Linked DNA regions of Mus musculus: regions 2, 3, 4 and 5 are each linked to region 1. Evidence: chromatin loops called from intact Hi-C (ENCODE). Cell type or tissue: heart. All regions are shown on one strand. Links, peaks and the distances in the headings refer to the core of each region. The heading gives the core; the rest is flanking DNA. Region 1 holds the start of Dgkd (diacylglycerol kinase, delta). Region 2 overlaps Atg16l1 (autophagy related 16-like 1 (S. cerevisiae)). Region 3 overlaps Dgkd (diacylglycerol kinase, delta). Region 4 overlaps Dgkd (diacylglycerol kinase, delta). Region 5 overlaps Dgkd (diacylglycerol kinase, delta).

The links. Hi-C counts contacts between places; a loop is a spot of excess contacts. Peaks named below come from ENCODE experiments on the same cell type or tissue, not always from the same donor. Only the 100,000 strongest peaks of a DNase experiment are listed, where the experiment ranks them.
Region 2: it touches region 1 in a loop (8-fold over the local background); 7 of 42 quality-filtered maps call a loop at or near these places.
Region 3: a loop joins it to region 1, with 4 times the contacts of the local background. A loop is called at or near these places in 10 of 42 quality-filtered maps.
Region 4: it touches region 1 in a loop (2.8-fold over the local background); 13 of 42 quality-filtered maps call a loop at or near these places.
Region 5: a loop joins it to region 1, with 2.1 times the contacts of the local background. A loop is called at or near these places in 12 of 42 quality-filtered maps.

The regions. Positions count from the first base shown.
Region 1 is chr1:87,850,162-87,856,740 of GRCm38, reverse strand. Dgkd (diacylglycerol kinase, delta) reads right to left here and starts at 3,454. Exons shown (of 30, transcript NM_177646.3): 1 at 3,285-3,454. The coding sequence starts at 3,440. It overlaps Gm19582 (predicted gene, 19582), which reads left to right and starts at 2,442. Exons shown (of 2, transcript NR_136921.1): 1 at 2,442-2,770; 2 at 2,883-3,394. In heart, for the core only: a CTCF peak has its summit at 3,610; DNase peaks (open chromatin) are centred at 1,670, 2,500, 3,000, 3,370 and 1 weaker place; H3K4me3 peaks cover 2,842 bases; H3K27ac peaks cover 1,784 bases.
Region 2 is chr1:87,783,060-87,788,059 of GRCm38, reverse strand. It overlaps Atg16l1 (autophagy related 16-like 1 (S. cerevisiae)), which reads right to left. Exons shown (of 18, transcript NM_029846.4): 13 at 2,064-2,184; 14 at 1,714-1,819. It also overlaps Scarna6. Among named protein-coding and RNA genes, the nearest start is that of Sag, 18 kb to the left of the region's middle. In heart, for the core only: no CTCF peak of the experiment used is centred there; DNase peaks (open chromatin) are centred at 1,599 and 2,129.
Region 3 is chr1:87,919,768-87,926,346 of GRCm38, reverse strand. Dgkd (diacylglycerol kinase, delta) reads right to left here. Exons shown (of 30, transcript NM_177646.3): 10 at 4,666-4,774; 11 at 2,136-2,275; 12 at 1,783-1,867; 13 at 559-653; 14 at 375-474; 15 at 23-296. Among named protein-coding and RNA genes, the nearest start is that of Gm19582, 69 kb to the right of the region's middle. In heart, for the core only: a CTCF peak has its summit at 3,478 (motif pointing right); no DNase peak of the experiment used is centred there.
Region 4 is chr1:87,898,422-87,905,000 of GRCm38, reverse strand. The region is part of intron 3 of Dgkd (diacylglycerol kinase, delta); the gene reads right to left. Among named protein-coding and RNA genes, the nearest start is that of Gm19582, 47 kb to the right of the region's middle. In heart, for the core only: a CTCF peak has its summit at 3,866; DNase peaks (open chromatin) are centred at 3,860 and 5,200; H3K4me3 peaks cover 339 bases; H3K27ac peaks cover 1,528 bases.
Region 5 is chr1:87,912,224-87,918,802 of GRCm38, reverse strand. Dgkd (diacylglycerol kinase, delta) reads right to left here. Exons shown (of 30, transcript NM_177646.3): 4 at 3,599-3,703; 5 at 3,179-3,311; 6 at 2,328-2,434; 7 at 1,871-1,996; 8 at 809-911; 9 at 82-244. Among named protein-coding and RNA genes, the nearest start is that of Gm19582, 61 kb to the right of the region's middle. In heart, for the core only: a CTCF peak has its summit at 2,823; no DNase peak of the experiment used is centred there.

The DNA.
Region 1 (6,579 bases), core at 850-5,849:
TCCTGATTCTCTGGCTGGGGTTACAGGCATGCCCCATCACACTGGCTTCACACATGCTAGAGGAACACACTACCCACTGAGCTACTTTCCTAGCCATAGTTGTGTTTCATAAACCTGAGCTTTTCAAGTCTTTTAAAACTTGAAGGCTGGGGATGTGGCTCAGCTGGTAGACAATTTATCTAGCATTGAGGCCCTGAATTCAATTTTCAGGATTGCAAAAACTAGGCGTGGTAGGGCATATAGCATATACTCAGGAGGTAGGGCATATAGCATATACTCAGGAGGTAGGGCATATAGCACATACTCAGGAGGTAGGGCATATAGCATATACTCAGGAGGTAGGGCATATAGCATATACTCAGGAGGTAGGACAAAAGATCAAAAGGTCAAGGTCATGCTCAGCTGCACTGCAAGTTCAAGGCCAGCCTGGACTACATGAAACCATTTCCCTCCAAACACTAAAATAAAAAATAAAACTTGATCCCTTTACTTACTTTCTGTTACTTTTCATTTCGCAAAGGAAAAAAAAAAAACACTTTACATTTGACATCAAAAATATAAACATTTCTTCAGGGTGTGGTGGCTCATGACTTTTATTCCAACACTTGGGAGGTAGAGGCAGGCAGATCTCTGAGTTTGAGGCCGGCCTGGTTTATAAAATGAGTTCCAGGTCAGTTGAGGCTACACAGAAAAATCCTGTCTCAAAAAAAGAAAACTTAAAAAGACAAAAGAAATGCAAACATTTCTATACTCAAATAAATCAAAAAAAAAAGTTAACTTTTTAAAAACCTGTAACAAAATTCTATCTTAAATAACAGCTTCAAAGAGTTACACTGCTCTTTTCTCAGATTTCAAAATACACTCCAAAGTGCTAATGCACATACTGCTCAGCGAATTAGCTGTCTCTCTTTCTACTACCAACCCAACTATGTTATCATTGTGTAGTTGTCAGAAAACACAAATAGAGCCATGTGGTTGCTGGGGGCAGTTTCAACTGAAAAGAATTCAAAGAGGGGTGGGGGAGACACCAATCAAACATGTCATAAATGGCCACCCCAGATCTGCTCCATACATCTAATTTTCAGGGGAGGCTTAGAGAAAACTTTCAGAACTCCTTGTGACCAGAAGTACATGGAGCTTGGTGAGGTTTCTTTCTCTACAGGACCACCCTAGGGTCTTGGTTCTCAAAGCATGCTTCCTGGACAATAGCAGCAACTTTGGGAGCCTGTTAAAAATATACTTTCTAAGGCCCCACCCAGTCCTTCTCAACCAGCATCAGAGACTTAAGAGGATCCTCAGGGGATGTGTCTGCACTCTGAAATCTGAGGACCACTACCAATTCTCTCCTGAATTGTGATGTCTAAAGGTTACAGTAAATTAATGTGTTTGAAGACCTGCCATACATCCAGCTCTGATCCTGGATCAGGGCCCTCTGACCCATCCTCCGTCCTCTGTTTTCAAACTGCAGAGGGGGTGACCCTTACAAGCAGGATTCCCAGGCAAAGGATTAGTATATATGGAGCAGCAGCTCTGCCCTCCCAGAGCTCTGACAGATGGGACTCCTCTGACCCAGTTTCTGGAGGGGCCCATTGGCCCTGGAGTCTGATGTGGTCTTCTCCCTTTGACCTTCTTCCCCCACCCCTGGGTGGTAGCAGTGGCTTCCTGCTAATGGCCTCGGCTCTGAACTGCCTCAATGCAGCTCCCTCTCTGTTCTTCAGCACCTGTGTCACAGCGCCCCTGCACTAAGCTCTTCTGGTCAAACAGTAAGAGTGGGTTCTGATCACACCATTTGGAACTTAGCATTATATGCCACACACATATTACCAGGAAATCTTTGTGAATGGCCTCTCTGCTACAAAGGGAAGTTATTGCACACAGTAAACTTCTTATTTCCCACTTCTTAACAAGCTCTAGCAACCCAGAAGAAAAATCAGCCTTGAGCTATCTGTACAGCAGATGTGAATGTATTCAGAACACAAGTCCTCGGGTGTATTTTTAACACCACAACTGTCACTCCTACCAACAACAACAACCAGAACAGCTGGTATAGCAGCTATTGTTTTTGTCCAGAGGAAAGGCAGGGAGACACCTCCTGACCAATAAAACTCTGGACTCAATGCAATTTCGGAGGAGTCCACCGTCCCCACCGCGATCCTGGCCTTCACTCACCATTCCCCTCAGTCAGAGAGTCTGATCTGCCTCACACCACTACCTATCTTAAGGACCAAGCACTAGGAAAGGGCATTTCCATTAGTATCAAGGCTCCTTAAACTTGTTCCTGGGGCTGTAATTGTTATAGCTAGAATAACACAGGTGTTAGGTCCCGTGTGCTGAATGACTTGGGTACCACATAACAAATGGACCACGTCAGCACCTAAATGGCACCCCAATCCCCAACCCCGGCAAGTAACAGAGGGTGGCAGATGATCAAGCAAGAAATGGTTTTTCCAGTAAAGGGTAACTAACTGGCCTCGGAGGAAAAGCGCACTGCAGCAGGATGAGCAAGCCCGTGCCAGCCGGAACTGCCAAGGCTGCCCCACGGTGGCAACCTGCTAGCCACCACCTGTCCAGCCACCTGCCTGAGGAAGCCCTTCCAACAAGGAGGGCTCACCTCGGCAAGAAACCATACGCAGTTTTCAAGAGGAACCAGAAAGGAAAAGCAAAGGGTGCAACTTTATTCTTAGGGAAAGACAACAAAAAGGCATGTGTCTCTCTGCACTGCAACCCGAGCGGCTGGAGTTCTCCACGGAGAGAGTTCTGAGCCCAGCGGGTGAGGAGTCCCGGCTTTCCCAAGGAGGGAGGAGGGTGAAAGGGAGGAAGAGAGGGAGGGAGAGAGGGAGAAGCGGCCACTACACGCGCATCCCTTCCCTTTCGGAACATAGGGGTGAGGACCCCGCAGCGGGCTGAGCAGTGGAGGGAGAGCCTGACGCAGGTGAGTACGGGAAGCTGCACCCGGTGCTCAGACCTACAGACCCCCCAGGCCTCGGGGAGCACGCGCCTGCGGCCCCCGCAGCGGTCCCCGCAGCGGCCCCAGCAGCACGCCGGGCCTCGGTCTCCTCAGCGGCGGCGCCCACCTGCGCCCAGTCCCCGCAGACCGGTCCCCGCGGCCCCGTCCTCGCGGCCCGGTCCCCGCGGTCCGTTAAGCCGCGGCGCGCTCGGCCCCGTAGCAGCGACCGCAGGACCTCGGGCCCGGCAGGGCCTGGGCGGCCGCTCGCACACGGTCACGGGCCTCGGCAGGGACCGCGGCGTGAGGGGCGCGCGCCCGGCCGACGCCGCGGGCTCACCTTCTGCCGGATCTGGCCCGACGTGGACACCTTACGGATAAGCTTCTGCGGGGAGCCCGGCTCAGCCTCGGGTTCACTGTCGGACGACTCCTCAGGCGGCGGCGGCGGAGGTGGCTGAGGAGGACCCGGCGGAGGGGCGCCCGCCGCCGCCGCCATGCTGCCCGGCCAGCGCGCGCGCCGCGGGGGGGCGGGGCGGGGCGGGGATGGGATGGGCCCAGCGCCTGGGGCGGAGCCTGGGCGGGGCGGGGCCTAGAGGCCGGCCGCCCCACCCCACCGCGCCCCCATAGGCAGTGGGCGCAGACGTAGGCTTGCCGGGCCCTTGCTGGGTTGTTTCGGCCTGACCCATCTCTTTCCTTCTGATGTCTTCTGTCGTTTTCTTCTTGGAACACAATTTCTAGTTTTTGTCTCTGAGTACACTGTTTTATCACTCATACCCGAGTGTAAGTGATCTCTAGGAGGCCGCTGGACTATGTTGGTGAAACAGTTTACAGAGTGCGTGAAAGTACACCCAGAGGGAGAACTTCTGTTAAGGCCACTGTTAAGGAAAGATGGAGAACCGGGGAACCGTGTTGTAGGCAGAGGCTAGATCTGTGCAAAGGCCCAGAGGCAAAAAGAAAAAAGAAAGGAAGGAAGGGATTTAGAGGGGCTTAGAGGGAGGAAAATGGGACTAGGACAGGAACTGGAGAGCTTTGGGATCGAGGCTCTGAGGACCAGATACGGGATTGGCCTTTTCTGCTGAGACCTGAGGGCAGCAAGAAACCCGGTTGGAGTTGGGGGAGTAAAGAGGTAGATAAGCTGAGCCTGGCTGGGTCACAAAGCGGAGGATCTATGAAGTATTAAGGCAAATAGGCACTCTGAATTACTGGCTGGGGCTGAGAGATAGAGAAGGGAACTGAGATTCAGAAGGGAGGGATGGGGTACTAGAGAGACATAGCAGAATGAACTCTGAGCCAAAGGAGGACCCTATGCAGTTAGAAAAGGAGTGGCTTCCGTTTGGAGTTTTGTTTTTTTGTTGTTTTGTTTTGTTTGGGCATATTGAGATGGAAAAGGACTTGGGGCCAACCAGGACAATGTGCTACCTTCCTGCTCTGCTCTGCTCTAAGAGGCAAGTCAGCAGAGGACCACCTTGGCTATCCCTTCACCCTTTCAGAGGCTGCTGCTGGAGACCCACCAATCAGCAAGCTTTGGGCCTCTGGACAACTGGACAACTCATTCTAGTGGCAATACAAGTCAGATACCACCAGGAACCACAGGAGGTTCCTAATCTGGCACAAAGATGAGGCCAGGATACTGACCTCCCAACCAGTACAGAGGATGACTTTTGTGAAAAAGATCTGAGATGCCTGGATGAACCAGGACACACTCCACCTATGCTGTAGCCACTGGCTACATACAAGTACTTATATTTAAATTCCTATTAACTAGTACCAGCCTAGGCTAAAGAATGACATTTAAGAAAAGAAAAGAGAAAAAGAAAAAGAAAAAGAACCAAGCTGGGCAGTGGTGGTGCACGCCTTTAATCCCAGCACTCAGGAGCCAAAGCCAGCAGATCTCTGAGTTCAAGGCCAGCCTGATCTACAGACTCAGTTCCAGGACAGCCAGGGCTACACAGAGGAGACCCTGTCTCAAAGAAAACAAAAACAACAAAATTTCAGTTCCTCAGTGACACTAGTCAACATTTGCAGCACTGAATGGCCTCATATGGCTTGGCAGCTACCATAGTGTATGTACTTCTAACACAGACAGATTCTATAGCACTTGATAGTGACAACTGCCCATACTGAGCTCCTGTGCATGCAGGATGAAACACACAGCCCTCAGCCATACCCCACGAACCAAAAGGAAACGGAGCCCCTGCCATGGAAGTCTCAGGTATCACTCCCCTAAGGATGCTAGGGAGGCAGGATGTGAACTCAGACCAACTGATTTCCTCTGTCTGGGTACTACAGGGTTGGTCTCCCAGGAAGTCAAGGCCTGGGGGAAGTTCATAAGTAGAGCATGGGCAGAGAGGCAGAGTGTATGTGGCCGAAGGAAGTTTCCCATGAATCATTACTGAAGTCTTGACCTCTGGGCCCTCAGAATGTGACAGTATCTGTAGGGTGGGTTTTTAAAAGGTAATTGTGGGGCTGGTGAGAAGGCTCAGCAAGGAAAGGTGCTCACTCTCAAGGCCCATGACTTGGGCTCAATCCCTACAACACATATGGTGGAAATGAAAACAAAGCAAAAACAAATCGTCCTCTGAACCACATACTTGTGCATAGCACACATGCCCATTCACACGCACTAAGTAAAATTTTCAATTGTAAAAAGTATTGGCCAGGCACATGCCTTTAATCCCAGCACTTGGGAGGCAGAGGCAGGTGGATTTCTGCATTCAAGGGCAGACTGGTCTACAGAGTGAGCTCCAGGATAGACAGGGCTACACAGAGGAAACCGTGTCTCAAAAAAACAAAAGTATTTAGCAAAACAACAACAACAAAAAGAGGACAGTATATAAAAAGAAAATTAGGAAAAAAAAATAAAAAGCAGAGCCAGCTCTGATGGCAAAGGCACGGTGAGCCAGCCCTGAGGGTGTGAGATCATGTGAGATCATGAGATCAGCAGAGCTGGCCCCTGCTCCTCACAGGCTGCAGCCCTTGGGAGAGTGGCTCCCACACTTTGATTGGGCAGCACAGTGGAGTGGGCTCTGGTGGCATGAGTGCAGGTGAGCTGGCCTGAGGGCCTGGGAGCAGGAGTATGTGCCCTAGCTGGAGCAGTGCAGGAGAACTGGCCCTGGTTGTGTGGATAAGAGAGAGCAGGTGGCGGGCTGACCAACTCAGCTACCAGCCAGGCCCAGATCCAGGGTTCTGAATTGGCCCACCCCAAAACCTATATCATCTCCAAATGATTGGGACGTGTGAAATCGCCAGTCCTGCTGTTCCAAAGCTGCAAGATCACCATGACACAGGACAACAACAGGATAATCAAGAGGAGGATCCAATATTGATAGTATCACAGAAGCCAGAGATCTTGAAACAGACCCATAGTGACTCATTGCAATGAACATTTGCAAGTGAACAAGAGTTGACAGAGGGACATACTCTGGGACACACTGTGACACACTACAGCTTTCCACAAAGAGATGTTTTCTATGTTTTGATTTTGTTGTTATATGTTTATACATGTTTTATTGGGGGAGGGAGTTGGTTGTTGCAAGGGCAAAGGGCTACATAAAGGGACAGGAACCTGGAGATGAGTGGGACTGCGGTGCATAATGTGAAACTCACAAAGAATAAAAAGCTAAACATAGGGGCTG
Region 2 (5,000 bases), core at 1-5,000, 68 kb after region 1:
GATCCCAGCACTTGGGAGGCAGAGGCAGGTGGATTTGAGTTTGAGGCCAACCTGGTCTACAAAATTCCAGGACAGCCAGGGCTACACAGAGAAACCCTGTCACGAAAAACCAAAAAAAAGACCAGCCTTAGTCCAAGCCTCACTACTATTCACGAAACATTCCCAAAAAAAAAGAGCCTACAGGAATATTGAGGACTAGAACTGGTTTGGGCTTTTCTTGCCTGCTTTTAGGATAATAAGACAATTACCAATCAGAACTCCTGATAAGCAAGAGCGACCTAGGGCAACTAATCACACAGCTGGTATGGCTCTTTCTTACTTTCTTCTGTGGGTTCTATGGACTGACTCTGAGGCCTCATGTGCATGGTAAGCATGCATCCTCCAGCCCCGGATCAGTACAATTTCAATGATGTGGCCTTTAGCTTTTACAAAAGGCTGGCACAGAAGCTGCTGCGGTGTGTCTAGGGAGCCCACAGGCCCTGCTGTGATCAGGTAGCTTGACTGAGGCTGCTTCAGACATGGGACCGGATAATACCACAGCACAGTTGTCACTGTGCACCCTCTGCTGCTGCCTCTCCAACTCTTACATGCTCAAGCCCACAGGGGTCAGCTAATAGGCCCCTAGTAGATGGGAGCTAATGGAGACACCCAACAATGGTTTAGCTGAAGGTTTTCAATTGAACTTATTTGCTGTCTTAACTGAGCAGTTTACCTTGTTATTATATATACAGTCCCAGACTCCTACTCCAAATCTTTGGTATGTGGCCATCTGACTATCAAGTTAAGGGATTGGCTAGGAGACTTGTAACATCCAGTGAATTTCTAAACTTCCATGTTTTATGTTCAAACTTTAAGTTTAGGAAAAAAAAGATTAAAAATATAGGAGCAAGCTTCACAAGTGTATCCAGAGCTACGTATTCTTGTCCCCTTCTCCACTTGATGACTTGATGGTCTATGGCTTCTGTATTCAATCCAATTAGCAGCCACCTCTGTCCTCCTCAGCTAGCAGCGGAGGGCTTCGTCTCACTGGACCTCTGAGTCCTGACAGCTCTCCTCCTCCCAGCCTTGTCAGCACTAGGAATCTCCTAGCATGGCCCTATCTGTGCCCTTCTGCCATCAACTCAGGTCCTCATCAATACTTTGCTTTCAGTGCCTTAACCTGCTCTCTAAAGACAGGACAAAGGTCACTGAGCACACTACACAAAGCCATCGCTTTCTTCTCTTACCACACACAGCTCGAACATCAAGCATCCCAAGTGGCTTGTAAAGCAGGTGGACATCTGATGTCCACTCACCCCATCTCATTGGCACATGCACCCCTTACTGTCAGCTGCACCAAGCTGTTCTGGGTGGGCCTGTCTTTCAGTGACTTTCTGTCTCATAAAGTCCATTGGCTTCTCCAGACTAATTCCTGTCTCCACTACAGGAACATCCCACGGTGCTCATTGCTTATACTGTCTTCCCTGTTTCATCTTAATCTGCCTGAAGGTGGGAGCGAGCATCTTCTCATCTTACAGCTGGCAGAGCATCTGGTACACAGTAAATGACGCTGGACCCAGAAGACTACTTTGTATAAAGAATAGCACAGCCCAGACCCAGCTGTCCTGGAGCTCTGCCAGTCCCCGAGTGTGAGGACAGCCCCACACAAAGCATGCTCGCAGCTCTTTATATGTTCTCTCACCAGCCTCCCACCAAGCTCTTAAGGCATCATACCGGATATCCCAGAAACGAATTTTCTTGTCAAAATGTCCACTCATTACACATTGTTCAGTGCAAACAATGTCATTGCAGCTGGATCCTGCAAACACTGTTTTTATGCCTGAAAGAAAACCAAACACCATCAATCAAAGGCAACCACATGACTGGAACATATATAATATAGCTACTACACTCTTGACCACCAAGCCCCCAAAATCACAAAATGAAATGAGACCTCAAGCAGAAAACAACCCTCACTACCCCAGCGCTCCTCAGACTGAAAGGAACCGGGGTTCTAACTGCTGTGGAGCATCACCTCACCGCTATTCTCTACATAAACACACAGAGAGACTGCATTTCCTCACAGACTTTGCTGCGGAGATCCCAGAGTTTGAGGGTCCGGTCGTGACTTCCTGAGACAATCCGTGCATTGTCCAGCAGGAACTTGGCAGAGAGGACTTTCCCGCTGTGGCCTGTGAGTGTGTGCTACAAGAGAGGACAGAGCCAGGGTGAGACTTGGGATTACATACTGCCTTCCTAGAGGAGCTCCAGAGTCAGTCTCAGCAGGCCCTGAAATCTTCACAGAAAGTCAGAGAAAAGAAAGATGGCACAAGGAGCACACCTTCACTGACTCAGACTCAATCAAAGAAGCCACATTTCTGAACCAAGGAGGTGCATCTTTTTGGCATCTTCTAGAAGCTATTTCTGGGTGCTGCCAAGAGATGAGGTATTGCTTTAACTTGATCGTGAATGGCACCCAAAGACTAATGTGTTCAGGCTTGGCCTCTAGTCTGTGGCCCAGCGGGAAGATAACACAATGAATATACTTCCCTCACCCCAAGATCGGGGCCCTGGACTTTCCTGTTTTGCTCTCTGACTCTCCCCATGAGGCAAACAGGTTCCTCAGATACACGATGCAATGTGCCATCACAAGCTAAGCTTCTGAAACCCGAGTTGAGCTGCTGATGTCAACTATTTTGTTCTGTCTTACTTAGGTCTGTCACAAGTGATAGAAAGCTGCATGACACAGGAACCAAGACCACAAAGATAAAGGCAGGTATTACATACACAGTCCCAGTACTTGAATTCCTGGAATCTGTAAACTCAAAATCAGCCTGGGCAACACAGTAAGACTTTGGGATATAGCTCAGTGGTGGAGCACTGTCTAGCACATACAAGGCTCTAGACCCCAGCACTGGAAGGGGTCAAGGCAATCTTCTACTAAAGAGAAATACAAACCCAACCTTAGAAACAGCACTGAATTCTGTAAAGCCTTGAAATCCAAAAAAGCAGAGAGGAGGAAGCAGGAGGAGGATGTTTTAAAAGCTCTTGCCTCCGGCTCTCCAGTGCTGGGATTAACAGGTGTACCGCACCACGTCTAACTCAAAGTAACAAAGACAGGACTTTCTTTTATTCATGCCACTGAAAGTCAGTCTGTACTTAAAGTGAGAAAAGACAGGGCCACTGCAGGCATAATTTACAAAAGGAAGCATCAGAATTCCATATACACAATTAGATGCTATGGGGTGTTTAAAATAAGAGGTCTCAGCTTAAAATGTCAGATCATAGCCAAGGACGCCAGCACTCCCAACAACCAAATCCCTTGTGACCAAGCTGTTGGATGCCAACCAGTGCCTTCTCTGGACTTGTCAGGGAAGACAGAATGGAGACATCACTGCATGTCAGCTACTGTGTTTGCCCATGATAGCACTACTAGAGCATGATGGGAGAGAGGTAAGCAGCTGGGGATGTAGGCTGCTGGGAGGCGACCTCGGAAGTCAGACCTTTTACTATTCATCACTGACCTCTTTCCAAGGTAGGCTTTTTCCCTCCCTCCGTCCCTCCCTCCCTCCCTCCCTCCCTCCCTCCCTCCCTCCCTCCCTCCCTCCCTCTCTCTTTCTTTCTTTCTTTTTTTGAGAAAAGATCTCATTATGTGGAAGGAAACAGCCACCTTCTGAGGGCTAGGATTAAAGGCATGTGCAAACATGCCTGACTTTTTATTTTTACTTCTTTTTTAAAGACTCACTTGTGCACACCACTGCAGTTGCCAGGGGGCTGAAAGATGCTGGGTCACCCAGAGCTGATGTTACAGTAGTTGTAAACAAAATTCTAGTCCTTCACAAGAGCAGTTCGGCATTCCACGTTGGCATTTAATGTTCGAGCTCTTTGATTTTTATATACAACTACTGCTGCTACTACTACTACTACTACTACTACTACTACTACTACTACCACTACTACTACTGAACTACTATTACTACTACTGAACTAATTATTACTAATTACTGTGTGTATGCCCAGTGGAGACAGATCTCTCCTCATTTACATGGTGTCTAGGGATCAAACTTAAATCATCGGGCTTGTATAGCAAGCACTTGTTTGCTGAGCTCCCCAGGAGTCATTTTTTTCTTTTAAAGACAGGGAGGGTCTCAGCATGTAAGCCTGGCTGTCCTAGAGCTCACTATGATCAGACTGGGCTAAAGGTAATCACAACCACATCTGACTACAATTATTTTTGTAAGTATACACCCCCCTCCCACAATGAAGGATTCATTAATGTTTTGTTTCCAATTAAGAAAAGAATGCCCTGGACTAGTACAATGGCCCAGTGAGGACCCACAGGGAGGAACACCTACTCCTCCAAGGTGTGCCACCTCCACACGAGGGCCATGGCATATCCATCTCACTCCTCCACATGAATAAATACAAACAATTTTATCTTTTTTCTTTTTGAGGCAGCATTTTTCTATTTAGCCCTGCCCTGTAACTCACTGTGTAGGTCAAGCTGGCCTTAAACACAGGTATTTAAGATAGCCCTGCTTCTGGGTCCCAAGTGCTAGGATTACATCACATAGGATTACATAGTGTGTGCCAGTGTTCCAGCTCTGACCTCCATCTTCTAGGTCTACCTCTCTCCAGCTGCCTCACCTTCAGGGCAGTGATCCTCACCTATCAGTGAATAAAGCACTGCCTCCCCACCCCCCACCTCCACCTCAATGCTTCTTCTCTTTTCCTCCAGTATAAAGGAGTCTGCAGGCTCCTCTTCCATAGCTGGTCGGCACTGTTCCACCCCAGTCTAGGAGAGCATGCCTCAATTCAATTTTAAGCATATTATTTAACTGCATGACCTTAGTACTCCTCACCCCCATCTGAGCCTGTCCTATCTACCTCTCTCATCTGAGTTCTAGGACAATGAAAAGAAATACATAAAAAGCCATAGCTTGACACCATGTCCAGCACAAAAAAATGTGTTCTCTTTAAGCAAACTAATCAAATTCAATCTTAAATGCCCAATAGAAGCT
Region 3 (6,579 bases), core at 959-5,958, 69 kb before region 1:
TAGGGACTCAGAGACCCATTACCTTTTTCTGTGTGCTCTATAATCTGGCGAATTGCTTTCTTCAGGCTGTTGGCTCTCAGCATTAGCTGCTCCCGGGGCCGGAAGATCTGTGGCCGGGAGGGGCATGCCGAGCCCACCAAATGGTCCCCAGTAGAGCTACAGATGTTGCCTGATCCGTCCCCATCCTCAGCCTCCTCAGCAATGGTAGGAGGTGGGTTAGACAGAGAGGATGAAGCCTGAGACTCGTCATCCAAGGTCTTGAGGAGAGAGTCCAGTTTCTCTTTCAAGACAGAGCACTGGATTCAAGAAATAGCAGCATGAGAGCAAGCTCCTCTGCACCAGCTGCTCCACCTACCCTGTGCCTGGGAACCTACCTTCTTGGCCATGACCTCTGACTCCTGCGAGCTCTCTGTCGTCTTCTCATAGGCCTTGCCCACTCGAGCCACAAAGTCCTTCACTGTCTCACAGAGCACTCTGTAGGACAGAAGGCAGCTTGGCTGGGACCCTGCAGAGCAGCAGCGTGCCGCCTCTCTGAGTCCCCAGAGCCCCACTACTCACTTGGCTGATGAGATCACCACAGAATGCTGGTCCGAAGTTAAGATTTTAGAAAGATGAGCTGCGACTGAGTCTTCATAGAAGAGAATTTGCTGCACCTATAATCATACCAAAACAGGGGGCAGTTAGTCCCACAGTCTACTGTGAGCGCCATTAGTGTCTGACTTGGGAGTTTTCTTCGGCCCTTCTGGTCCATCCTCTCACAGAACAGACCATCTCTAAACACTATCAGGGCTGTCCACCGCTAAGGGAGCGAGGACAAAAGTGTCACCAACCTGTGGACAGACTAAATGATGAGTCAGAACTAAACAATCCCTATCAGAGCCCCCGACAGACTATGGCTCTTCAGGCAGGACAGTGAGAAAGCCTGAAAGCCCTGGCGTAAACCCCAGTCTACCTTCAGTAGTGCGCTCGCTCGTGGCCAGGCAGTGCAGAAGCTTCCTTTTGCCCTGACCAGGAACTCTGTCTCTCAGCTCCACCGTTCTCTGTCCACCCCATAGCAAGCAAACCTTCTCACAGGTCAAAGAGAAACTATCTGTGCCAGTCTCAGACATTTTCCTGGGTACTTTTCTCAGGCTCCACACAAATATTCTCAAAACAAAAGCACAGGCCACGCTCCACCTGTGAAGCCATAAAAAGTAGGCTTGGCTTGGCTTGCTGACTGCTACTGTCCTTGACCCCTTGGGCTTGTCAGACCAGTCACCTAGCAGGACCAACACTGCATGTGCCCAGCGGAGCAGTTAGGACATAAACACAAATCAGGATCTCAGAACTGAATCCCTGGAGTGGCCACTGCTCAGCACAGAGGACTGGAACTGGTGCTGAAGCGGTGTGTGCTAACTACAAGGGCAGCACAGATGTCAGAGAGAGACAGATGAGCATGGAGACTTCCGGAAGCAGACAGGAGGAGGCTGTATAGGAAGAACAGCAGACTGCATAAGTGCTGAGCATAAGATGTCACAAGGGGTTAGGCATCGGAAAGCACCTCCCAACAGTCATGAAGCCCTAGAGTTGAGCCTGCTCAGCCTCAATCTCAGCCCAAGGCTCTTCCTGCACTCCTTCAGAACCACAAAAGGGACAAGGATGTAGTAAAAAAGCTGAGTACATGACAATCACATGTGGGGCTTAAATAGCAGGTGGTGGACTGGGGGTCAGCTCAGTGCCAAGTGTGAGAATTGAAGTGCCATTCCCAGCACTACAAGAGAAAGAGCAAGCAAATGGTGGTACCTCTGAGTCCTCGCTGAAGTCCTCAGTGACAGTGGAGGAGGAGGCCTGCCGAGGGAGCTTGGTCTCATATGCCATGACACTCCACCTGCACAGGCCCAAAGTCAGCTCAGCTGCAGAATACCCACTAACACCCAGGGATCTGCAGGGCCCCATCCCCCAACCAACCCCTCACTGCTCCAATGTCATAGTCTGGTGCCTTTATCTTAGTTGTATTCTGACTGTTTGAGTTTTCTGGTTTTCTTGAGACTAGGGCTAGTCTTAGTCCTCACAAGTCTTAGAGTATGAAGCTTGGCCACAGAGGCCAATGCTTCTTGGTCCAGCTGCCATTCACACATCCTGGCTGCCCCACTCACCTGTCCAGCATCTTAGTGCTGGCCCTCTCCAGCTTTGCCAAGATCTGAGGAAGCTGTGTATCATCATCACAGGCAGAGCCCCAGCCAAGAACACGGGCCAGGTCGTTCCCTGTCCCCAGGGGCAGCACACCTAGCTGACACTGGTGGAAAACAGTGAGGAAAACATTCCTTAGACAGCAAGTCTAAGAACCATTCTCATGCAGTACACACTCTGTTGACACCATCAATAGCCACAATAAGTGTAGGAAGTCTGATTTGAAGTATGTGGCCTGTACCTTCTCAGTAGAGCCCACTAGAGGGGACAGATGGGCTTTGTGATCACCAGCAGATACCAGGATCCCCAGCCCTTCCTCACTTATTCAACATGTCTTGGCAATCAAACCTTGCTGGTTTCTATAACCCCTCCCTTCCCAAAGACACTGAAATACTCAGACCTAAAGAGTCAATCTATAACTCCTCAAACATCTCTCTACCCTACTGTACATCTCACTCATTGATGCCACACCACTAAAAGTCACCCCCCCCCACCCCCCAACTTATAGGTCCTATCAGAAGCCATGCTAAGGCTGTCTGAACATACAAGACCTAGTCTGTGTCCTGTATTTACCTGTAAGGTAGTGGTTTCCTAAATTGCCCCTAGCCCTGCTATCTCCTCCTAGACTTAACAGAGGGCAAAAGTAAGGGAAGAAGGCAGAACAGAGAAGGAAGGGGCAAATATGGGGTCTAGTAAAGTCTGCTGTCAGCAGGGAGGACCAAGGGTTATAACTGTCCTAGGGAGGGTTACTCTCAGCAGCCTATGGATGGCCCAGACTAAGGAAGATACAAGAAGGCTGGGATCATGTGGGCAAGCCAGCAACTAGCTTGAAGTAGGGAAAAAGGAAGACGAAGATATCAGGAATAGTTGGGGGCTTCTCCTTGGGTCTTGAATGCATGAAGACTTTCGGGCAAAGTAGGAGCTGAGTGAAAAGCAAGGTTGGAAACCTGCAACATTACAATACCCAGAAACCCCAGAGTGTCCCCCAAATTGGCATGGCATCAAACTCCAGTGAGTCACAAGCTTTCCCCATAGGAAAAGTGTGAAAGATGAGAGTGGGACCCATGAAGTTTGACCATATAGCATGTACTAGAGGCCAGGGGAAGAAACACTACCCCATAGAGGGCTGGGGAAGCTAGGGGTGCAGGAGAGAGTACACAGAGCTCCAAGAAGCACAAAGAAGCCATAGGAGACAAGTGTTTACAGAACTTGACTGAGTACCAGAACCACATTCATAGCATTTCTGCAAGCCAAACAAACATTCAGCTCAAAAGCCAATCAACAAAACTGTAACTATAGTCCCACCACTGGGGGGTGCTGAAGCTTTTCCTAGAGTTATGGTGTGGCTATCAGTAAACCCTGGACCGTCTCTTCTCCAGACAATACACAAATTATGATTGGTGAGTAAAACTAGACAATGAACACAAAATCACTGAAAACTAAAGAACAACAACAACAAAAAATCATAAAGAAAATAAAAATGATAAGCCAGAAAACTAGGGAAATATGTTTGTTTTGTTTTGTTGTGTTGTTGTCATTTCAAGACCGTATTCCTCTGTGTAGCCCTGGCTATCCTGGAACTCTGTAGACCAGGCTGACTTGGAATTCACAGAGATCCACCTGCCTCTCTGTCTCCTAAGCGTTGGGCTTAAAAGCACGCGCCACCACCGCCTGGCAGGAAAAAAGCTGATCTTTACTGACAGACGTAAAAACCATGAGCAGGGGATTGGTTTAAAACAGCATTCCAATAAGGCTGCCCTTGACGTTACTGTAAAATGAACACTTTCTGTTTACACACCTGAGCAAGACAAGGCAAGGCAAGGTCCCATGTCACCTGGAATGTGAACTGGAGCATCCCTGACAAGTGCAATTTGGCACTAAAAATTTAAATAAGGGGCTCCTCAAAAGAGAAGATTCCATAATGTGAACAGGATTTCTGCAAGGTTGTCACAGTCCTCGAGCTCCTGCATGAGGGGAAAAGTGCTAACTCAGGTCCTCCCACTACATCCCATGGAAAACTGCCACTCTGAGCTGTTCCTGGAGCAGAATACGGAAATCCACACATACTGCTATTTCAACAGTTCAGTAACCAACTAGCAGGCTGCATTTTGACACAATCTGAGTGACGGCTATGACAGTAGGCACAACGGCTAATTGCCAAAAAGAAGGACTGAGGGTAAAAAAATCAATGAACACAGGAAGAAATCAGGATAATATATCTTTATTTTAGTGTTAAAAACTAGGCAATTAGGTTCAATGAACTGCAACTCAAACTTTATAGAGGTTGAAGATTCTTCCTCTCCTCTTAAGACAGAGGCATCTAGCAATTAGGTACATCACCTCCCAGGAAAGAGGTGGCGCTTAGGGGACTACAGCCCCCATACTCATCCCCCACATGGAGCCTGATGCCAAGTTGTTTTTACAGCTCCCTTAACCTACATGATTTTCCCATTCATCCATCACAGTGGGGTGCCCCTCAACACCTGTTTGTAGTACCTGTTTGTGAAGGTTGAGGCTATCGATTTCAGAGAGGACCCAGCCAACACTGCCATCCCCGCCACAAACCAGAATCCGGAAGGTGTCAAACTTCTGAAATAACCGTAAGCTGTAGAAGAATGGGAAGCCAGGGAAATGAGTGCACTTTAAAAGACAAATGACGGGTTTCTCTGTCCTACACTGAGGGGACACCCTGTTCCATGTGGCTAAGCCCAGATATGTATATATAAGGTCGACAAGGTGGCCTAGATGTCTGTCTGCCAAACCCCTCTGCTCAGGGCCCATTTTTGTCTACATGAATGATGGCAATGTCAGATCCCAGCAGCTCCTCCAACCAGAAACAGGGAGGAGATAATACACACATTTCAGGGTACCACGACATTCTCACTTGATGTCAGCTCCTAGAAGGACTTGTGGCACAGTCTTCCATATCCCAGCTAAATACCAGGCCCAAGAACCCCAACTCTTGCTTTCCTCATTCATGTGCTAGCCCAGCCCTCCCCTCCCCGAGTAAGGGCAGCTTGGCTCAGCCTCCATTGCTGCTCTGAGTCCTTAAGGAGTCTCCAATAAAACCTTCTCAAACAAGAGTTCTATCATATGTTTTGTCTAATGGCTTGCTAATTAAGAGAAAAGAGTCAAATATCTCAGCAAATAATAGGAGCCCTCTCTGATAAGTATCTGATGCCCTCAGCTCCACCAAGGTCTGACCTAGTCCCTATCATGTATATAGGAAAAGGTGAAGGCAAGAGTATAAAGTGGGCACACTGGACCTCCTCAGAAGCTAGCACATTGGAGACACTAAATCACTAGCTTAACATAGTCTCCCTTACTTCGGATCCCAAAGAAACCAGTGCCTCCCTCCATTCAAGTAACTATTTACATATGCTGCCTTCTCACCAGGGACCTTGCAGACTCTGTCTCTAATGGAGCTGGCTGCAGAGGAAGTCCTCTGAACACAAGCTAGGATGGGCAACAAGACAGTGCCTCAGATTTGAACCATGGTTCAAATAAGTTCTGAGCATCAAGATTGCATTGACTTCCAAAGGGTAAGAAAAATATTTACATGTATCCTTTAAATGTTCACCAATGAGGATCCCTGCTCTCTAGAGAAGCAGTGGTCAACCAAGGCCAGAACTCAGGTAGTTAACCAAGTGTATGATATCAGGTGCTTCCCAGAAACAGGAAATGAGTACACCAGCTGCCAAGCCATCTCTACTAGACCTCTGTCACACCACCCTCTGCTTAGCTCCAGCGATATATCAGGGAGCTCTTACACATCAAAGTCCAGCTTGCCTGCCACACAGCACAGTGGAGTTTTCAAACAATATCCCTACCTGAGCCTGTTCAGTGTAGTACAATCAGCAGATACGGTACTTTTAATATCCCTGCCGAACTGAGACTAGTTCCTCATTAACCTCAGAAAGAATGGATCTGTGCCATTCAGAAAACAGGTATCTGCAGAATTTCAGGAATGCTGCCTTTGAACAAACAGCCTGTAGGAAGCCACTAGTGACTGTCTTCCAGCAAGCTGTGCAGCAAGTGAGAAAGAGCAGAAAAACAAAACAAAAATAAGAAACAAAAAAACAAAAACAAGAAAGAACATTGAAGGCCCAACACCCATGAGCCCCACAGCTTAGGCACACAGAGAAGTCCAGGCTCAAGCTATAGCAATATCTGGCTCTAAAAGAACCTCTCCTAAGCTCCTCCCAAACTCACAATGGAAGTAGGGGCTGCAAGCACCTCCCATTTCAATCTCCCCAAATGCTGGCATGCCCTCTGAGTCCTACCTTACAAGAACAAATGTTTCTTGCAAACCTGTGGAAAGTACAAAACTAAAAGGGAAGGCCACGTCTCCCTGGCTGGCAGGCGAGCACTGCACCTGCATGAAGATCCCACTGTGCTGAGATGGAAAAG
Region 4 (6,579 bases), core at 744-5,743, 48 kb before region 1:
CCAGCATCTGCTGTCACCTGAATTTTTGATCTTAGCCATTCTGACTGGTGTGAGGTGGAATCTCAGGGTTGTTTTGATTTGCATTTCCCTGATGATTAAGGATGCTGAACATTTTTTCAGGTGCTTCTCTGCCATTCAGTATTCCTCAGGTGAGAATTCTTTATTCAGTTCTGAGCCCCATTTTTAATGGGGTTATTTGATTTTCTGGAGTCCACCTTCTTGAATTCTTTATATATATATATTGGATATTAGTCCCCTATCTGATTTAGGATAGGTAAAGATCCTTTCCCAATCTGTTGGTGGTCTTTTTGTCTTATTGACGGTGTCTTTTGCCTTGCAGAAGCTTTGCAACTTTATGAGGTCCCATTTATCGATTCTCGATCTTACAGCACAAGCCATTGCTGTTCTATTCAGGAATTTTTCCCCTGTACCCATATTTTCGAGGCTTTTCCCTACTTTCTCCTCTATAAGTTTCAGTGTCTCTGGTTTTATGTGGAGTTCCTTAATCCACTTAGATTTGACCTTAGTACAAGGAGATAGGAATGGATCAATTCGCATTCTTCAACATGATAATCGCCAGTTGTACCAGCACCATTTGTTGAAAATGCTGTCTTTTTTCCACTGGATGGTTTTAGCTCCCTTGTCAAAGATCAAGTGACCATAGGTGTGTGGGTTCATTTCTGAGTCTTCAATTCTATTCCATTGGTCTACTTGTCTGTCACTATACCAGTACCATGCAGTTTTTATCACAATTGCTCTGTAGTAAAGCCTTAGGTCAGGAATGGTGATTCCATCAGAGGTTCTCTTATCCTTGAGAAGAGTTTTTGCTATCCTAGGTTTTTTGTTATTTGATGAATTTGCAGATTGCCCTTTCTATTTCGTTGAAGAATTGAGTTGGAATTTTGATGGGGATTGCATTGAATCTGTAGATTGCTTTTGGCAAGACAGCCATTTTTACTATATTGATCCTGCCAATCCATGAGCATGGGAGATCTTTCCATCTTCTGAGAACTTCTTTAATTTCTTTCTTCAGAGATCATACAGATCTTTCACTTCCTTAGTCACGCCAAGGTATTTTATATTATTTGTGACTATTGAGAAGGGTGTTGTTTCCCTAATTTCTTTCTCAGCCTGTTTATCCTTTGTGTACAGAAAGGCCATTGACTTGTTTGAGTTAATTTTATATCCAGCTACTTCACTGAAGCTGTTTATCAGGTTTAGGAGTTCTCTGGTGGAATTTTTTGGGTCACTTATATATACTATCATATCACCTGCAAAAAGAGATATTTTGACTTCTTCCTTTCCAATTTGTATCCCCTTGATCTCCTTTTGTTGTTGAATTGCTCTGGCTAGGACTTCAAGTACAGCATCTAACTCTTATCTCTGCTTACTCTACTAAAAACTGACAGAGCAGCAGTTAAGAAAAGCCTTTGGGGAAGCTCAGCAAGCTAACACCAACCACAGAGAGCAGAGTATGGACCTGAATGCGCTCTGATGGCCACAAGAAGCTGCTGACAAATCAGATGGGTAAAAGAAAAAGTCAATAGGCCTCCTTGGGCAGTGGGTAAGACGAGCTGCCATGCTGAGACCAGGACACCATGGATGAAGGAGGCTCGGAGTTGAGAGAGAGATAGATCAGTAGGTCCACTTCAGTTGCAACCAATGTCTGTTCATATCCAAGAAGTCATCATCTCACCATCAGTGTGGTTCATTATGAATGAGACTACGTATCAGCACCACTAACCGTGCTGTGTGACAGCCATGCACCACATGCTACTTACATCAGTGGCAGACACTTTGTACAAATGGAGCTGTCGAAGAGCCCTCGCTACCTGTTATTTTTACTGTTACTTTCCTGGCCAGATAAACAAATTTTCACCATTATGTGACAAATGCCTACAGTATTCACAGTGGCAACACATTCTACAAGTTGGCAGCTCAGGAACAGTCCATGCCATCTATACCTATATTAATGTACATGGTATTCGTACATGTCTAGGAGCAGATCCTATTGCTAGGTAGCACGTGCATCTCACCTTTGTGAGCAATGTGACAGTGTTTGGTCTAGCTGAAGATATGCAGACCTGCTAATTCTATCCTGAGAAACACATGCTAGAGACGTCTACCTTTGTGCCAGGAACATAAAGATAAGCACGTCCATGGCACTGTAGTTCATAGTAGTAAAATCTAGGGAAACCTACTCTGTCAGTGCGTTGGAGCTTTCCATATATCCTGGAGCATTACAGAAGCTATGAAAACCAGCTCTGTGGTCTTTACCCAAGCTATTTACAGGTCAATGCATGCACCGTAATCAATCTTGGAAAAACAGAGCTATATAAGTAGAATACTGCTGATTCAATCCTTGAACCAGCTAGGCAGCACTACCTAGTGCTCTACCTACATATGTAAGTAGAGATAGAGAACAGCAAGCAGAGCATGAAAAACACCAAGTCAGACCACTGGCAAAACAGAAATGAGACTAGGAAGGGGAAGACTATCCCAAGAGCTTCCTTCAATGATACCCACATGTCTTAGTCTGGGAAGCATAGTGAGTTTTCAAGGCCTTTTATGTTTCAGCATGGAAACAGAGATGTACCACAGAGATAACAACACAACCACAGTTCATACTCAAAGCTTAGGAACATAAAATGTAAGAGGCCAGGTGGCAACTACACCAGTAGCCTGCTCTAGCTGATAAAATGGGAAGGGTCTCCTGTGGTCAGAGCAGACAACCATTTTCAGAAAGCCTCTTGGATGCCATTCTATTGTGTAGCTGCCTGAATTCTCTGAGTTGCTGAGGTCTCAAAAGTACAGCTTTGGGCTGGTGAGATGGCTCAGTGGGTAAGTGCACCCGACTGCTCTTCCGAAGGTCCGGAGTTCAAATCCCAGCAACCACATGGTGGCTCACAACCATCTGTAACAAGATCTGACGCCCTCTTCTGGAGTGTCTGAAGATAGCTACAGTGTACTTACATATAATAAATAAATAAATAAATCTTTAAAAAAAAATTATCATCATCTTATAAAAAAAAAAAAAAAAGTACAGCTTTGGGGAGTGAGGGGGGGGAAGACTACCTAACCCTCTCCATAGGAAGCCTTCAGAAGAGACCAAGAGAACACCTTACCCCAAACATGCAGTCAGAGAATTCTAAGGATGGCGGCCACCACCACCACCACCACCACCACAAACTAAAGACTTTCTGTGTACACATGTCCCATGTGGCTGAGGGTGTGAACAGATGCCTTAGGGTAAAAACTCTAGCTCCAAGTAGATGAGAACAAGGCAGGACAGAGCTGTCCACACTCTGCAGCAGCTGCTCTGGAACCATAGGGAAATCATGCCCTTGCCACAGCCTGGAACATTTGGAATAAATCAGAGAAACCTGCAGCGTTTCTCCTGGGCAGGTAAGGGCAGAAGAATGTTCCTGGCATGTGAATGAGGGCACAAGTTTTAAAGACACCAGCCTTCCACTTCTCAGAAGCAGTCCCTCTCAGTACTCCATTGAGAGCCTTACCTCTTACCCAAGACCCTAACAGTCTCTCATGGGCTCTGTCTGACCTGTTGTTCTCCACTTCCCAGCTGCCTCAAGTGCTTCAGCATCCAAGAGAACCGGCACAAGCAGGAAGAAGTTTTACAGTGGTGAAGAACAACCTGTGGGTCACACACACAGGTAGACCAGGGACACAGAGTAGCACATTAGGACTGTGCCACCCAGCCACTGACTAGGGAGGTGGCAAACAGTGACAGCACAGGACAGGATTGGGAAATGCTCTGCTAAATATAGCTCCTGGCTCAGGAAGGTAGACCAGAAAAGGTCCGGCGCCCTAGGCGATTCCTGTCACTTCCTGTTACTCATATCCTGCTGTTCTGATGCAGCTCTGCCCCCTGGGTACCCATGCACTGTTCCCTACTGGAAGCACCCCAGACAGACTATTCACAGCAGCTGGACATGTGCAGAGCCTGAAACACGGAAGCAGACAGCACCACAACCACTGGCCCCGCAGCTGGATAGAAGGCGCTCAGGACAGGTCCTACAGCTAGCTCTACCACTTCCCAGGCCATGGCCATGACAGGGAATCCTGACAGAACAGCTGCCACAGGCTTCTCTGGGCCCCCAAGAGAACTGGAAGCAAGAAAGACTTTCACCCCTAGTTAAGAAGAAGCTATCTGCAATTGACACCTGTTTATAAAGAAATGTTAGTTTTCTCCAATAGTCTAATTGTGGGCATATTAACCACACTTAAGGGCAGGCCCATGCCCAGTAGTAGCTGACCAACAAAAATGAACCCAATATTTCATTTTTGTCTCACATTGCTTTGTCTGGGTATTTGTCTTACTGATCTTTTGCTTGTATGTTATGGCTTCTGGTCCTGTGTTTTAATGGATTGTGTGCGTGTTTCTATTGTTTTTTTTTTTTTTTTCCTTTTTTAATTCTGATTTGTTTGGGGTTTGGTTTTGATTTTTGTTGCTGTTTGCCCATTTGCTTTCTAAAGTGGGAGGGTGTGGAATTGGGTGGGTAGAGAGGTAGGAAGGACCTGGGAAGAGTTAGAGAAGAAGAAACTATGATCAGAATATATTGGGGGTGGGGAAAGGATCCAGTATGAAAAAGAAGAACTGGAGGCAAGGAAGGACTGCAGCACAGCATCCGACCACTCTACCTTTCCAGTCCAGGACGCCCAGACATGGAACAAACAACCCAGCAGGTTATCAAAACGACGAAGTGGTGGCGCATGCCTTTAATCCCACCACTAGGGAGGCAGAGCAGGCAGATTTCTGAGTTCGAGGCCAGCCTGGTCTACAAAGTGAGTTCCAGGACAGCCAGAGCTACACAGAGAAACCCTGTCTCGGGGAAAAAAAAAAAAAAAAAAAGCTGGAGACTACCACCACAGTACTTAAAATAAATTTCCTTTCAAAATCATCCTGAGGGCCAACGAGATGGCAGCCGTTTGACTTAAGTTCAGTCCCCAAGAACCACATGACAGTAGCAGGAAACTGACTCCTTCAAGTTGTCCTCTGATCTCCACACACATGCTATGGCATGCATGAGCCATATTTTGTGAACAAAACACACAAGCACACAAAGGCACTTAGGCAGGCACCCAAATAAAAAGAAACTTGCACCTGAGGCCACCTCTCCTAGTGCAGACCTAGCTCTCTCCCCAGCTGATGAGACCCAGATAAGAACAATGCACAGCTGGGGCAGCAGAGCAAGTTAGGCTGACATCACCAGTAGCCTCCAGCAGCATTCTCACAGGAAACTCAGAGGCACCCAGTGGCCCCTGGCTGGCCCCTGCAGCAAGTATTTTGCTTTCAAAAGTGACCTTGAGAGGGAAGCCCTCATCCTAAGAACAGTAGGGACAGAGTTTAAAAATAAAAAATAATAAAAAATAAAAAATAAAAAAAATAGCTGGAAGCTGAGTTTCCATCCTCCACTGGGCTGCTACTGGAGCATGGTACTCCCTGGTATCACCAGCCTGCTGATACCAATCCTTCCTATGGAAGAAAATCGCTATCTTTTTAAATCATAAGTTCTTGAGTTTTCAGCTAAATATCTCAAATATAATCTTAGTTAAGACACCATTTTCATCATCACAGAAAACAAGGAGACAGAGTCATCTTTATTTATCAAGAATAAATTAATTCACTGCCTCAGTAGTGACACTCAAAACAAGGAGGAATAAGCCAGGCGGTTGGTGGCACTCGGGAGGCAGAAGCAGGTGGATTTCTGAGTTCGAGGCCAGCCTGGTCTACAAAGTGAGTTCCAGGACAGCCAGGGCTATACAGAGAAACCCTGTCTCGAAAAAACAAAAAACAAAAATAAAAACAGGGAGGAATATCAGGGAAACTGATTTAACAATACAGCAAAGCTGAAAAAACAAACAAACAAACAAAAACCAAAAAACCTCTTTTGAGTTGTCGGGTCACTCAAACATTACATTCACATTGTTCTTGGTTGCCCTTCAGAATTTGCTGATAAGACCCTATTACTGAAAATACCATCACTTGAGTCATAAAAACACAGAGAAAAACAGGTGGGTCCTAACCTTGAAAAGGTTCATTCCTACTGGCTAGATTTCACAGTGTGGAAAGGTGCTATGCTCACTACCAGACAAGACAGTAATCCTCAGTCTTATCCACCATGACCCCTGTGATCCACAACTGTCTTGGCAGCATGTGCCCACTGGTACAATAATGAATGGCATGAATGCTACCACTTATCACTTACATGAATGTAACCACTTTCTGAATGGATTTAAGACCCACTCCATGAGATGGAATCCATATCTAGCACAGTTATCAGAACCAAAACTTTATGACTAGACAAGTTAAAGGCCCTAAGAAAGACCCTACTTCTATCATTTTATTAATTGGACATAATATTATAATGATTCCTAATGGCTTATTGTTATACCTATAGATTAGTGCATCTCTGAATCCTCATCAGAGAAGTTTCTTCTTGCAGTAGACGAGAATCAATACAGAGACACATAACTGACCAACATGCAGAGAATTAGAGTATGAAGTGTTCAGCCCTAGATGGGAAATCTATACCACACTCCTCCCCACAAGGCTCACAG
Region 5 (6,579 bases), core at 664-5,663, 62 kb before region 1:
TTTTGATCCTTTTAAAACGAGTATGTCTTATCTACAAAATATTGTAAATTCCTAGAATGGAAAGTCTCACACAATCCCTACCCAAGGTGTGGTCCTCCATTCATGAGGTCAAAAACCTGGGCAGGGTTCAGCAGCTGCTTGAATCTTCTGAGAAACTTCACACCTTGATTGTCTCCACTTTTTGAGTTGACAAAAACCAGCAGAGGGCTTGTACAAGACGGGGGACAGGTGGCCTTCCAGAACCCTAGAAATGAGGTGGGGTAGGAAAGAACCTTACAAGCTGTTGAGCTGTTGTAGACTGGGTAGCAGCAACAAGAGGCACAGAACTCACAGCACGAGCGAGCCAGTGAAGGACAACCCGGGTGTGAGGAGGTGAGCCTGCCTCACCTCACAGATTTCCCCTCACTGTATTATTCCCTCTTCTTGCTGCCAGCCTGGCAGAGCTCATTCCTCTGAATCATGTACCCGGAGATCCCTTCACCAATCCTTGCCAGCATGTTTCTCCATGGTCCAAGCAGACATGCTAGGCTCTGCCACAGATGGTGACAGGCACAGTCTTTCAGCTCTTGGCAGACCAGGACACTTTACACTGGGTCTCTACTCAGCAGCCAGTACATCTCTCAATCCTTCCAACAGTGCTGGTTCAAGCTTGCAAGCCCTATGGCAATTCCCAGGATGCCAACTATGACCTCTGCCCATGCCACATCTGAGCCTAGCCTCTTGCTGATCATGTCTCAAAACTGTCACAACACCCATCTCCAGAGCTGGTAAGGAAGGCAGCACAGCGGAATGGCATGTGAACACCCACCATCGGAGTCAATACTGTTGAGTGCCGTGGGAGGGATGACAGACACCTTGCACAGGCCAAGTGGACACTTCATCACCAAGGACTCTTTGCAAGATGTGTGAACCTGAAATAAAAATCAACATGTCACCAGGAATCATAGTCTCCTCGCATACACCAGAAGCTCCCTGGCACAGCATCTAGAGATCCCTCCCAAGCAGAGGAAGTAACCATCAGAGCCAGCGAACCTGTATCCCCAAGCACCCTGTGCCTGGCCTTAGAAATAGGAGGCGGGAAATCGGATGGGATTCCACCCAGTACAAGCCAGACATGAAACTGAACCACAGCCCCCCGCTTCCATCTTAGCTACCATTAACTTTCAGGGCTCCTGGACAACCTGCCCTCCTATGACTAGGTTCTTTGCTAGTCACTCACAGGGTCAAAACAAGGTGCCAACCACAGGAACCACAGCTGTCTAGTCAGTGACTGACCCTCATTGCCATGTTTCCTTCCAATCACTGGTGGAGCATAGCAATCTGTACACCAAGCAGGGACATGCTAAAGGCATCCCAGAGTTCCAACCCATAGTCAGCTGGGCACCCTAGGGCAGAAGTGCTCTTCTCAAGACACACCTCCCCACACAAGCTTTTCCCTGATGGCCAGTGTGGGCAGACAAGCAGGGCTATGAGACTTGATTCTGTCGTCAAGAGGCTACAGCAGTGCCGTGGCTCCTCCTCTTTGCTTGAGGATCTCTATGATCTCTATGATCACTGTCCCAGAACAAACTTCCTCAGGGTTCCTCATTAGTGTTCCTACTCTCACTCACAGAAAAGTCCATGAACCTGTCCCAAAAGACCCCTTCACAACCTGCTAAGACGCTGCAAGGAGCAGATATGGTACTTTTTGTGTAAAAGATGGGATCAAAGTCAAAGGAAAGGAATTAACAAAACTGTCAAAAATGAGGCTGACCAGACCCAAGTCAAGCCTCAGAAAACCTCTGGGGTAAACTCAGGAAGGAGAAGAACAGAGCCCCAAGCCCAGAGTGTATCCACACATCAACAGGCAGGACAGACTGTATCTACTCACCATGGCTTTGCACCAGAGGCAGCGCCAGTCCTGCAGGCGTAACACGCTGCCACAAGTCTTGTCACACACGATACACTTGGCACTCACAGGCAGGTTTCCTTCCAACCACTGGTGAGGCATGGCAATCTATAGACCAAAGAGGGACATGCAAGAGACATCCCAGAGTTCCAATACAGGGTTCACCTGGGCACCCCGGGATAGCAGTGTTCTTTTCAAGACATTCCTCCCCACACAAGATTGTCCCTGATGGCCAGTGTGGGCAGGGACATGCAGGGCCTATGAGGTACCTCCCACACCACAGCACCTACTGGGAAGGAGACACCCAGACTTAAGGGCAAAGTTTAGAATACAATGACATAAAGCTCCAGATCCTAGCATGATATCTTAAATTGGGGGGGGGGGGCGCAGGAAATAGGGGGTGCTCTGCAGGCCACAAGCAGAATCCCTCTGAACATACCCCATCCTCGTCCTCAATGATATCCTTCCCGATTGAGGCCAATGTGGTCCACTTGCAGTTACTAGTTGCACGCACAGCACAACGTTTGTGAGCCTTAAACTTACACACTGTGGGAAAAGGAATACACAATCCTTCAAGCTTCATCCTCAACAGGAGCCTCCCTGTAGGGCAAATGGCTGCTTAGTGAGGTTAGGGTGGAACGAGCTCTTGAGGCCAGTCATTTGGTGCTGCCACCCATACCGAAGAGCACGGGGAGAGCCGGTAGAGGAGAATGGGGTGAGCAACTGAGACTCGGCAGACTATGCTGGCCACTGTCACTGCACCTCACCTCTATCCAGCAGACAAGAAGACTCAGAAAACTATGAAACTGAAATCAGAAATTCATCTAACTCCGTATTACAAAATACTCTTCTTTTGGATTTTTTTTTTTATCCATTTAAAATAAATATAAAACAAGCTATACAAAATAAGCAGGAGACAGTCCTGGCCTTGAGTCAGAGCTTGAAGTCCCTGTGTGACCCTTCTCTGCCACCAGAATCCTCCCTTGGCCCTATATTCTGTGAAGCATGTTCTCCCCTGCATCCACAGCACACAACCAGAAAGGGCCCGCACAGTCTGTCTCCTCACTGCTACTTCCTTTCTGCTCATGCTGCAGACGCTCCGTAAGTAAAGGACACCCAAGGTCTGAGTCCTCTGTGGGAAGATTAAGAAAAATGGACTGGTGGGGACCACTCCCCTTGACTACCCTCAGGCAGCTATATTTTTATTAAGACTATTTTTGAATTTCAAACAGTTTATCAAGTAAAACCTTCTGTCACCTTTCACCAGAGTAACAAATGCAGCTTTCTTACCTTCACAGGATAGCCCATGGGATGTGACCCCTGACAAAACTTCACGACACACATTGCAATAGGTTGGCCGTGCATGGGAACAAGCATACCAGTTGTGCATCCCTGAGAAATGGTCCATGCTATATTGGGTAGGCTGGAAGAATGACACAAAGAGGGAAAAGATAATATTTCTCTTTGGAATTCTTTAATGTAGCAACTTAGAATTACATAAAATACCCCAGAGAGGTTCACAAAGGACAGGACCACAGCCTTGACAGGTCCATCAAAAGAAAGAGCCATGGGCCTCAATTTTACAAGACAAATGCTGGGGTCCACTGGGAAGATACTCTGGGGTGAAGGGTGGAGTTGGTGGGGGTGGATCAGAATGAAGGCAGGAGAGGCAACAGCAGGCACCCATAGACAATATGCTTCTCTTTTAACCTCAAAATGCTCTTTGTTCTGGACAGTCTTGAGTGCTGCAATCCAATCTTCCATTTCTTTCCTGTTGTCGGCACACAAGATGAGCTTCCTACATGGAGTGATGACCTAGAAGAAGAACATCACGGTCCATGTACCCATGAACAAGGGCCATGCTGGCAGCTACAAAAAAAATCTATCTGTATATGTTGTAGTGGTTTGAATATGCTTGCCAGAGGAAGTGGCACTATTGGGTGTGGCCTTGTTGGAGAAAGTGTGTCACTTTGGGGGTGGACTTTAAGACCCTCCTCCTAGCTGCCTAGAGACAGTCTTCTCCTGTTTGCCTTTGGAACAAAATCTAAAACTCTCAGCTCCTCCAGTGCCATACCTGCCTGGATACTGCCATGCTTCACGCCATGATGATAATGGACTGAACCTCAGAACCTATAAGCCAGCCCCAATTAAATGTCCTTTAAAAGAGTTACCTTGGTCATGGTGTCTGTTCACAACAGTGAAACTCTATCTAAGACAGAAGTGTATATTCACAGGGAAAATATTTCACTCAGGTATTCATATTGAACAGATCATAAAAGTAGTTATTATGTATCACTGCAAACCAAGAAGCTAAAGCTACTTCAAGCCAAAAAGTCAATGGCATTCCATTTGCTATCCACCAGCTACCAATCTGAGTGAACACTTAGACCTCACTGCTCACACATAAGAAACAAGCCCTGGAAACCAGAAAAAGAGAAGCAAACAAAGAAATGCAGAGCTAATGGCCAACATGTAAATGACATCATAAGTCTGATCCAGTTACTCTAAACTAACATGAGCATGTGCTGCACCTAAGACAACAGAGCAACAACAGCTTCTACAGTTAGGAACGAAGCAATTTAGCTGGAATGATACACAACCGGTGCTAACCAACAAACGGAAAGGAATGTGGGAAGAGTTTATAAACTAATGAGAAGCCTTCTGAGGAAGAAAGACTCAGACTCACAGAAGAACAGAAAGCGCTAATAAAGGAATGCAAGGACACAGAAGGGAGAAATAGCCTCTTTTTTCTTTTCAGATTGGTAGGATTCTAGAAGATAACATCAGACTTGCTGAAGCTGTGGAAGAGGTTTTCTCAAGCACTGGTGGGAGGTGAACAGGTACAGTTTAGGGGGAAAGTGACAAGGTTTATCAAAAAATGTCATAACCTCTTAATTTTACTGTACAATGATATAGGACAAGCAAGATGACTCAGCAGGTCATCTGCCAAGCCTAATGACCTGAGTTCATTCCCCAGGACCTGCACAGTGGGAAGAGGGAATCAACTGCTGACCTCCACACAAGTATAATATCTATGCATACACATAAATAAATGAATACATGTAATAAAATAATATAAATGTTTAAGTAATTCCAAAATCAAATCTATACAAAACAAAGTTTGAGTAGAAGTTCTTTTTTTTTAAGTGTATTTTCCCTCTATTTTGATTACCTTAGGAAGGGAGGAAGGGAGGAAGGGAAAGAGGGAGGAAAGGAGGGAGGGAGAGAGGAAAGGAGAGGGAGGGAGGCAGGCAGGCAGGCAGGCTGGCTGGCTGGCTTCCATTTATAAGCTACATGCAAACAAAAAAGTATTTATACTCCCTGTAAAAACAGAAGCATACTACAGCTACCACTTCCCACCTCTGCTTTCTCTCCTAACTGTAGATCCTGGCCTCCATGCCTGATAGCACACAGTCCCTAGCTCTACCTCACAGGAGCACAGCAGTCTATGATTCAGACATCAGCTTCTCAGCCAGTCATGTTTACCACTGGGAACTCTGCACTGTGGAAAATCCTTTGCTATTTCATGGAGTACCTCAATGAATGATCTTTTACTATTTTTACAGTATATCTCTGGCCCAAATTCCTAGAAGTAGAATTTCCCTGAAAGACAATAAATTCATATGTAACCTTGCTAAATGTTGCCAAGTTCCCTTCTGCAAGTGCTGGACATCCCCCACCGCATTCCCACCAATACGTTTAGGAAAGTGCCTATTTTCAGGGGGATCTTCACAATTAAAGGTTTTAACGTTTACATTTGTATCCATCTTATCTATTTAAACTTACATTAAGAAGACCCAATTGACAAACATGACATTCAAGTACATTTTGTCTGGGACTCAAAACACACAGAAGCAGTGTTCTTTCCAGCAACTAAGGTTCACACAGAGAGGATGAACAGAACTGGGTCTCCAATAAAAACTTTGTTTACTCTCATGTTTCCAAGGTTCCTAGAATGATGAATCTGGGGCTTGGGAAAAGCCAAGAGCATAGGAAAATGAACAGAGACAACAGACAAGGAGCACTGCCTTCAGAGATCAGGCACCACAAGCTTCCCTCTCACCCCACACCCCCACTAGCTTGCTGGGAGTCTGCTCCAGAGCTGAGTTTCTAAGAACATGAAGTTGAAGCTGCCACCCAGAGAATACTCACATTGGAGAAAGACAGACCTACAACCACCTCGGATGTTTACAAAGACCGCATATGAGGCCTGGAAGTGGGGCTAGCCAGTGCTTTAGACCTTGTTGCAGATAGTGGTGGGAACTGAAACCCTGCTCATTATTCTTGCTCTTCTGCAGAGTTTGCAAACTCTCCTTAATGACTCCCTCTAGCACAACCTCAAAATGTGAACATTTTCATCAGCATAAGAAACACAGTCAAAGAAAGAACAAGTACTTGATACTGCATAGCTCAGAGATAGCGGGGTACCAGGACACTCATAGCGGTGAACTATGAGGAGTTTACATATCCCCTTCTATACTGATGCTATGTCTACCACTTCCACAACTATGAGAGGAACTGCTGCATTATTCCAGCACACACTGGAAAACAGATCTTTGCCCCTCCCCTAATCTAGCCCTGCACATTCTGAAAAAATAACTTTAAAAAACTGTTATGCTTAAAGCCAATCAGTCAATTAGTCAAATGATCATTGGTGCCATTTCCTTAGCCTGAACAGCATAGCAAAGGCT